Regions from separate parts of the Homo sapiens genome. Here region 1 is linked to region 2. A link is a loop called in an ENCODE intact Hi-C map of the cell type or tissue named here. Cell type or tissue: CD4-positive, alpha-beta T cell. All regions are shown on one strand. Links, peaks and the distances in the headings refer to the core of each region. The heading gives the core; the rest is flanking DNA. Region 1 overlaps LINC01386 (long intergenic non-protein coding RNA 1386). Region 2 has its middle 51 kb from the start of LINC02230.

What was found. Hi-C counts contacts between places; a loop is a spot of excess contacts. Peaks named below come from ENCODE experiments on the same cell type or tissue, not always from the same donor. Only the 100,000 strongest peaks of a DNase experiment are listed, where the experiment ranks them.
Region 1: it touches region 2 in a loop (3-fold over the local background); 12 of 110 quality-filtered maps call a loop at or near these places.

What each region holds. Positions count from the first base shown.
Region 1 is chr5:73,452,509-73,456,905 of GRCh38, reverse strand. It overlaps LINC01386 (long intergenic non-protein coding RNA 1386), which reads left to right. Exons shown (of 5, transcript NR_126410.1): 5 at 2,587-2,716. Among named protein-coding and RNA genes, the nearest start is that of FOXD1, 5.9 kb to the right of the region's middle. In CD4-positive, alpha-beta T cell, for the core only: CTCF peaks have their summits at 2,032 and 2,239; a DNase peak (open chromatin) is centred at 2,295; H3K27me3 peaks cover 2,597 bases.
Region 2 is chr5:73,386,284-73,390,680 of GRCh38, reverse strand. No RefSeq gene overlaps it. Among named protein-coding and RNA genes, the nearest start is that of LINC02230, 51 kb to the right of the region's middle. In CD4-positive, alpha-beta T cell, for the core only: no CTCF peak of the experiment used is centred there; DNase peaks (open chromatin) are centred at 2,640 and 3,410; H3K27ac peaks cover 331 bases.

The sequences.
Region 1 (4,397 bases), core at 158-4,157, 66 kb before region 2:
AAAGAACTAAAAATAGAATTACCATTCAGCCCAGCAATCTCATTACTGGGTATATATCCAAAGGAAAAGAAATTATCCCATCAGAAGGACACCTGCACTTCTACATTTATCACAGCACTATTCACCATAGCAGACATGGAATCAACCTAGGTGCCCATCAATGGTGGACTGGATAAAGAAAATGTGGTGCATATACACCATGGAATACTACACAGCCATGAACAAGAATGAAATCATGTCCTTTGCAGCAATATGGATGCAGCTGGAGGCCATTATCTTAAATGAATTAATGCAGAAACAGAAAACCAAATACCACATGTTCTGACTTATAAATGGGAGCTCAACATGGGGTACACATAGACACAAAGATGGGAACAATAGACACACTGGGGACTCCAAAATTAGGGAAGAGGGCAAGGGTTGAAAAACCGCATATTAGGTACTATTTTCACTATTTGGGTGATGGGTTCAATAGAAGCACAAACCTCAGTATCATGCAATATACTCATGTAACGACCCTGCACATGTACCTCCTGGATCTAAAATAAATAAAATGAAAGAGGAGCTTTCAAACTTTTTTATTGTAACCCACACTAAGAAATTATTTTACTCATTTTTAATTATTATTTTTTGTACAGATGGGGTCTTCTTATGTTGCCCAAGCTGGTCTCGAACTTCTGGGCTCAAGGAAACCAAGAGATCATTTTACATAGAAACTCAGTATACATACACACGCACAAAAGTATAAAAATAAAAATAACTGAAATAAAGTTTTCACAAACTATTCTTAGCATTATTATGTGCTGTGCAGTGATGTTTTCTATCCTAACCCATCCCATTCTGTTCTGTTCTATTCTCTTTCAGTTGTGGTCAAAATGCACTAAATTGATTTCATGAGCCAGAATTTTGTCTTTTCCTGCTGCTTTTGGAAGAGCTCCTCAAACTCTTCAAACCCAGTCCATTCTTCAGTTGTATCTATTCTGCTTCATATTTGTTTTTTAAAAATTAAATTGTTGTGGCTCCAGATGAGGGTTTTTTTTTAACAAAAAGAAATTTAAAAAATTGTCGTGGGTACATAGTAGGTGTATATATTTATGGGGTACCTGAGATGTTTTGATATATGCAGGCAATGCATAATAATCCCATTATGGGGAATAAGGTATCCATCCCTTCAAGCTTTTATCTTTTGTGTTACTAACAATTCAACTATGCTCTTCTAGTTATTTTAAAAATGTACAATTAATTATTATTGACAACAGTCACACTGTTGTGCTACATTCTGCTATGTATTCCATCTATTTGCCCTTTATTTTATTACTTTCTTCATACTTAATGTTTCCACTAGGTTTAAAACAATTATTTCTTTCTTTTGCTTAATGTTACTAATAAGTCCCCTCCCTCTTTGATATATGTATTATGCTTGCTTTAAATTCTTGATGTCTATTCCTATAATCATGCTTCAAATGATATGAACTGTTCCATCTGTAGTCTTTCTTTTACACTAATTGTGCTCCTCAGCTGTCTCAACTCAGCACTTTGGAAATTGCTCAGGCTGAAAAATTTGGAAAACATAGAAAAATATAATATAAATAACAAAATGAAAACCACCCATAATTTCACCCAGAGTTAACCAATTGACATTTTATTGTATTTTCTTCCAGTCTTTTGCATGTTTAGTACATTGAATTATTGAGAAAATACTGTATGTAATTTTCTATCTGAACCTTTCTCTTAACTTTAAGATTTTCTCAAGTTATTAAAACTGTTCACGGACCTCGCTTTAGTGATTGCAAAATATTCCATCATGAGAATAATATATTTAATCCCGAGCATTTAGAATGTTTCTATTTTTTTTTTTTTGCTTCTTAAAAAAAAACTGCCGCAAACATTTTGAACATAAATATTTGCTCATATTTCTGGTTATTTCCATAAAATAGAATCTTAGAATGAAAGGATTCAAGGGAACGGACACTAAGATACAAGCTCTGTTTTGCCAAATTGTTTGCTGAAAGGTTTGTACAATTTTATAGTTCCACAGGCAGTGTGTAATTGAATTCCTACCATCATGTTCATCATCCTCATGTAGTTTGCTAATCTGATAGAGTTTTCTCTTTCCTATTTTGCATGTCTCTGAAGAGTAGGGAATCATTCATTATTTGTATTTACTTTTATGTAAATTTTGGGTTCAGGCCCTTCCCAGTTTTTTCTGCTCTGGAAGGCTAGCCGACCAAAGCTTTCTAGCAAAGGTGCTCACACGTGCCTCTAGTGGAAGGTTTTGAGAATGCCTTCTTGCAAAGGGGTGTATGTACCTGACTGCAACCTATGACTTGCAGCCTGGTGTCAGATGGTGGTATCAGGTGAAGTGCCACACTGAGTGTAGACAATGAGGTTTCAGTGTGTTTGCATATGCGTAACAGACAGGTGATAGTTCAGTCTCAGTTTAAGCCTGGAAATCAGGCAATAGTGTGTGTGTGCGGGTGTGAGACAGAAAAGGTTGGTCACCAAATACCTTTTAAATACACACACAAAATTACAACTTATGACAAGACTTTCTCATGACCTCATAAACATACTTTTCATTTTCAGTGTGACTTGTAGACAGCTGCATCCCTAGAGTTACTTTAGAGAGCCCTGTCGTTCCCAAGCAGAGAGATTTGTCTGCACAGCCAGCCTCTGGGTGAAGTACAAATGCAAAATAAATAAATGCCTTCTTCTAGAACAGCAATATTATTTTTCAATTCTTCTTATAACTAAAAATACTAAGTCTATTTCCAGGAAATTATTAGACAATGTGAACAAATACCAGAAGTTTATAGAGCTGCAAAGATGTACTCAGGAGAGTCTGGTGTTGAAGTTAGCCCCCAACAAGAGGAGTCCTCTCTGGAATGGAAATATGTGTATTTTTCAGTTAAATTCATGATAAAAAATACTTTTTGAGCTTTGGGGTACAAAATCTAAACATGTGCCACTACAAACCACTTAGATGCGGAGCTAAGTAAGTCTGTGTGTGGGTGTGTGTTAGGATGGGAGGACCAGTCCAGGTTAACAATGTAAGGAAAATTTCTGAGTCCATGTAAATAATTTTGGTGTTATGAAACACAGATTTGGACTTTTGCTGACATTCTGAATTCTTGAGGATTTCTGAGCCCTGCTCAGGCCATGAAATGCTTGTTTAAGGAATTGTCGTGCAAGCACAAGCTGCCTAGTGGGACCTAGAGGCCACTAAAATATCTTCTTCACAAAGGAATCTCATCTCCCAACCACACCCTCTATAAAAGACCCACCACTGGAACCTTGATTAAGGTGGTATCAAGAGGATGCCCAGGTTAAAATGTACCCATTCTTGGGAAAGGCACCAAACACCGTCAGCCAGTAACAGCTTACCTCAGACTTATTGTCAGACCAAATAAGAGCTGGCCTGAAGAAGCAGGGTGGGGGAGGAAAGAGGCTGGCCCATGGAGTCCTGCCTTGGGAGAGGCTGCTGACCTGGAACAGGAGGACAGAAGGCTCTGCTCTGTCATGGCTGCCTCCATGAGGCTTAGTAGCAACACCCAGAATCTGTCTCCTCAGCCATCACATGGAGATACCCACTTCACCCGTTGTTGAAATTAGCTTGGCGCATGGGAACCAGCATGAGTGGCAGGTAATGTTACACCACAGGAGAATGCTGAAGTGGAGTGCCCTAGACAGCCAGAGAAAAATTTTAGATCATCTTGGGGCTCCCAAGGATCAGGACAGATAAGGAGGGGGACTAAGGGTGTAAAAGCATGGGGTGGGAGTAGGGATGATCACAAATTTGTCCAGAAATAATTCTGGAGGAGTCCCGACTTATGCCTTTTTACTGAAGGTGATGTGCAGAGTCTGAACCTGAAAGTCTCAAAATTGTGAACAAGTTGAGGTTTCAAATCCAGAAGGGCGAATCCCCCTTATGTTGTTCTGTCAGCAGAAACCGTCCCCCCTCACTTCCCCAATGTGTATGCTCTGTTAAGACAATGGGCTTCCTTTGAGGGCTTCTGGGGTGAAAAAGATAGAGGAAAATGAATATATCAAACATTTTATCAGTGTCTACTGCATGCAGAATAGACAAAGAACTAAGTGAGTGGAGGTTCAAAAACTAACAGAAAAAGAGAAGCAACCCAAATGTCCACCAATGGATGGATGGATAAACAAAATGTGGCATATACATTCAATGGAACATTATTCAGCCGTAAAAAAGAAGATATTCTGATACATGCTTCCACAAGGACGACCCTTAAAGACATTATGCTAAGAGAAATAAGTCAGACACAATGGACAAATGTGATTATGATTCCACTCAGATGATGTACCTAGAGTAGATACATTCATAGAGACAGAAAGTAGAATAGTAGTTGCCAGGGGCTGGCGAAAGGTTGGGG
Region 2 (4,397 bases), core at 145-4,144:
TACACATGTATACATGTGCCATGTTGGTGTGCTGCACCCATTAACTCGTCATTTACATTAGGTATATCTCCTAATGCTATCCCTCCCCCCTCCCCCCACCCCACGACAGGCCCCGGTGTGTGATAATCTGGCCTCTTGCTTTCCTCTAAGAAGTCTTCCTCAAATGTCAGGTAATCCTTGGCTATCTGTTCATATGTAGGAATAGGGCTCTACAGATCTGATGGAAGGCTCTGTATGCAAAGGGAGGGCTCAAGATACTCCCTTTAGAGCGGGGTGATCTGGCTGAGCCATTTCATAGGTAAATGCCTGATATCAGTCTCATAGCTTTTCTCTTAAACTGTCCAGATTTCCCAAAGAAGTCTCTTTTCACTAGGGGGGCAAAATACAGTGAGGGGGTAATTTCAACATTCAGTGTGTCGGCTTTCACTCATTGCTCCTGTTTTCAGGATAGTTTTTCATCTTCACTATTCTTGCTGTTCCCCAGTTCAACAGATCCTTTGCCTTATCTTTGTCAGGGAATGAGTTTCCAGTCTTCTGCCAGAGTGGTAGAGGAGATATTGGGTCTGACTCTTTAACAACCTCAACCCGTCCTCTTATTTTTAGCCCCATCCTTAGTCCCCTTCTAGAGGTAACTGGTGTTGCCCATTCCTGTACCTTTTGGGGATTCCGTGGTTTAAATCAGGTTGCCTCCCAGCTTTTCTTATTTTCTTGGGTCGGCTAAGTCATTACCATTCCTCCAATGGTTTTTGGCTTTTAAATGTTGTTACTGTTTCTCTTCTTCTCTTTGTTTAACTTTCATTTAATCCCTTAGTTGTCATTTTAGTGGACTTTCTGGAGGGAGTAGAGGCAAATATGTGTATATAACTAGCCATGTTTTATTGGAAGTCCACTAAGCAATTTAATGGTTTTTTTTTTTTTTTTTTTTTTTTGAGACGGAGTCTCACTCTCACACCCAGGCTGGAGTGCAGTGGCACCATCTCGACCATCTCGGTTCACTGCAACCTCTGCCTCCTGGGTTCAAGTGATTCTCCTGCCTCAGCCTCCAGAGTAGCTGGGACTACAGGCACGTGCCACCATGCCCGGCTAATTTTTTGTATTTTTAGTAGAGACGGGGTTTCACCGTGTTAGCCAGGATGGTCTTGATCTCCTGACCTCGTGATCTGCCCACCTTGGCCTCCCAAAGTGCTGGGATTACAGGCGTGAGCCACCATGCCCAGACATTTAATGTATTTTTTAAAGAAAAGAAATAGAACTAATGTTCTACAGAGAAACCTTCCCAGACATTCCTGACATACATAGAGTCTAAGGCCTACTGTAAGTTGCTAAATTAAAAAGAAAATAATGCCTTTATCAGTCCTCTCCAATATCTGAGAGGTTGAGTCCTTATTTCACATGACTGCCATATGATGGCCAGAAGGCCTAAGAAGTCCTAAGTGCTTGGGCCTATGCTCACACTCTAAGAGTCTTAGGCAGGATTTCAGCCTCTCACTTCATCACTTCACCTATTCACCTGCAGCCGATTGCTGGGTAATTAACTAAGAAGCTACAAAAGGCAGGAGAGACCCTAACCCAGGATAGAAGAGGAGGACCTGAAACTTGGAGAACTCACTCCCTCCCCTGCCTGGTGGCACAGCCATGGGATTGCCCTGCCAGCTGCCCTTTTTGACCTCTCATTTCCCTTGTCTCCTTCACAACACTGGGACAGAATGGGGAAGCACACACTTCATTAGTCCACTAAGGAGTGCCTAGCCTGTGGCGTCAGGAACGAGGATTCTGCCAGGTCACTTTTCTCAGCAGCCAACTGGATGAACACATCCCTGCAGGGAAACAGTTTAATCTGCCTCCCATTCCTAAAACTGTTTTTGAAAGAAAAAAATTTAAAGTTGTTATAATAGTTTACATGAAGGGGCTTGCAACTGCCTACTCATATACACACACTTCATTGCTTTTATGTAGGGCAAATGGAGAGGGAGTAAGAGAGGTCCCTTAGCTTGGCAGGTGTTGATGAATGTCTTAGTGAATTGACTGTATATAGACAGGGCTCAGGATTATCTATGCGCTTGCTTTTTAAAGCGTCACCTGGCCCTCTAAGATACTAATCTTCAGTTCCACACTCTGGGCATCTGTCACTTTGCTGTGTCCCAGTGATATCACTGGCTCCCAAGATTAAGGCTCCAGAGCCAACGCTTGATTTATTACTTGGATGATTCACACAAAAAACTCAACATCCCCTGCTTGCACTGTGGAATCTGGCAAGAGCTCTCACCTAATGAGTGCCTTCCCTTCTCTTAGCCCTCGGACTACTCTCTTATTTCTAATCCAAATTTCTATTCTGAGGAATAGAACTCAGCCTGCTGCAGAGTTCAAGGGCTTGGGAGCTAGAGGAATTCCTGGGGGTGCTGGGAAGCTGCTGGGGCCTGGATGTCAGTAACACTGTGCTTATTTCAGCTTCTCAAACAAGTACTCCAGGCTCCATCCTGCTCCAAGCTCAGGGTGAGCTTCTTTCAGAGCCAACACCATTTTCTGCATGTGTGTCTTCATACATAATTTTCAGTAATACTTTGCAGGCAGCTGCCTTTCTACATAGGATCAGCTGCCGGAAATGCAGGAAACCACACAGGCCAGAAACAAAAAGACACTCGAGGTATTGTTTAGAGAACACATGTAAGTTGTTAGAAACCACAACATCCTACACCTGTAGCAACATCGGCTGCAGATGGGTATGTGCTCTGCAGCCCATTCCAGACTTTAATGTGTATTACTTTTAAGAAACAAACTCAGGCTGCCTTTCTGCCAAGTTCCTTGATGCAGATGACTGCTCGTGAAAGGCCATATATAGTACAACTTTACTGCCTCTCGAGGAAAGAAAAGGCTTCGTTTGCAAGAGTTTGCCCTAACTCAAGCCAAGGTCATCAACTGAGGTTTCTGTCAGATCAGTTTTGGCCCCAAAGATTTTGCTTGCTCTTTCAAAGTAAACAGGAAACCAAAACAAACTCTATAGAGCTAATGCCTCACAAAAAGCAGACTCAGCCACTCGCTCACTCACTCAATCATTATTGTCCAAAAGTAGCACTTATCATCTTGATATTATTAGTTCTATGAGAAACACATCAGCTCTGTTCACTTTAACTCCCTCCTAACTGTGTTTTCTGAGAATGGATCTAGGGTCCAATGATGGAGTCAGAGTCTTGTTGTGCAACAGGCTTTCCATTGACTGGGGTTTGAGCACCTTATCAAACAGTGATTTTATCTTTATTAGTTTCCTGTTTGAACCCAAGCTATAAACACCATAACCATTAACAGTTTCACTGTTCACAATACATGAATGTTCTCAAAATTGATGACTGTCTACAACTTTGAATCAGATGCAAGACCATAAAGTCATGTGCACTGTGAGAACCAGAAGGGGGCAGAGGCCTGACAGCAGCAGAAGTGTGATAGGATGCTGACTGCCTCTGAGGAAACAGACTTTTTTTTTTTTTTTTTTTTTTTTTTCAGATGGAGTCTCGCTCTGTCACCCAGGCTGGAGTGCAGTGGCACTATCTCAGCTCACTGCAGCCTCTACCTCCTGGGTTCAAGTAATTCTCATGCCTCAGCCTCCTAAGTAGCTGGGATTAAAGGTGCGCATCACCAAGTCTTGCTAATTTTTGTATTTTTAGTAGAGACGGGGTTTCACCATGTTGGCCAGTCTGGTCTTGAACTCCTGACCTCAGGTGATGTGCCTGCCTCAGCCTCCCAAAGTGCTGGGATTACAGGTATGAGCCACTCTGCCCAGCCTGGAAATATTTTTATGTTAGGGACGCTTTAAGGATTTTTCTCATTTTTATTTTATTTTGTATTGATTCTCAGGGTCTTTCTGCCTAAGCCAACTTCTTAACAGAGATACTGGCAAGGCATATGAAAAAGATCCTGAATGCTTTTTCTGTTAATTTTGGCCCTCCGGTAGCTTGAGTAAGTCTGTCTGATGATCTATCTGTTTTCTTTTCTTTTTTTCTTTTGCGATCTGTTTTCTGAAAAGACACTTTCCCTATTAATTCCACAGGATTGTGGTGAGGACCACATATTTTCCTTTGAAAAACATCAAGTGATAAATCTAAGGTGACTTCTTACCTTTAAAATTAAGGGAAGGCTTATTTAATTACCCAGAATATTAAGTTATATGCTGCTGAGTAACAATTTATCCCCAAACTGAGCAGCTTACAACAATAAACGTTTATTATCTCACAGTTTCTGTGAGTCAGGAATTCAGTAGTGACTTAGCTGGTTGGTTATGGCTCAAGTGTTAGCCGGGGTTGTGGTCATCTGAAGGTTTGACTGAGGCTGGAGGATCCACTTCCACGATGGCTCACTCACATGGATATTGGCAGGAGGTTTCAGTTTCTTGACACATGGGCCTC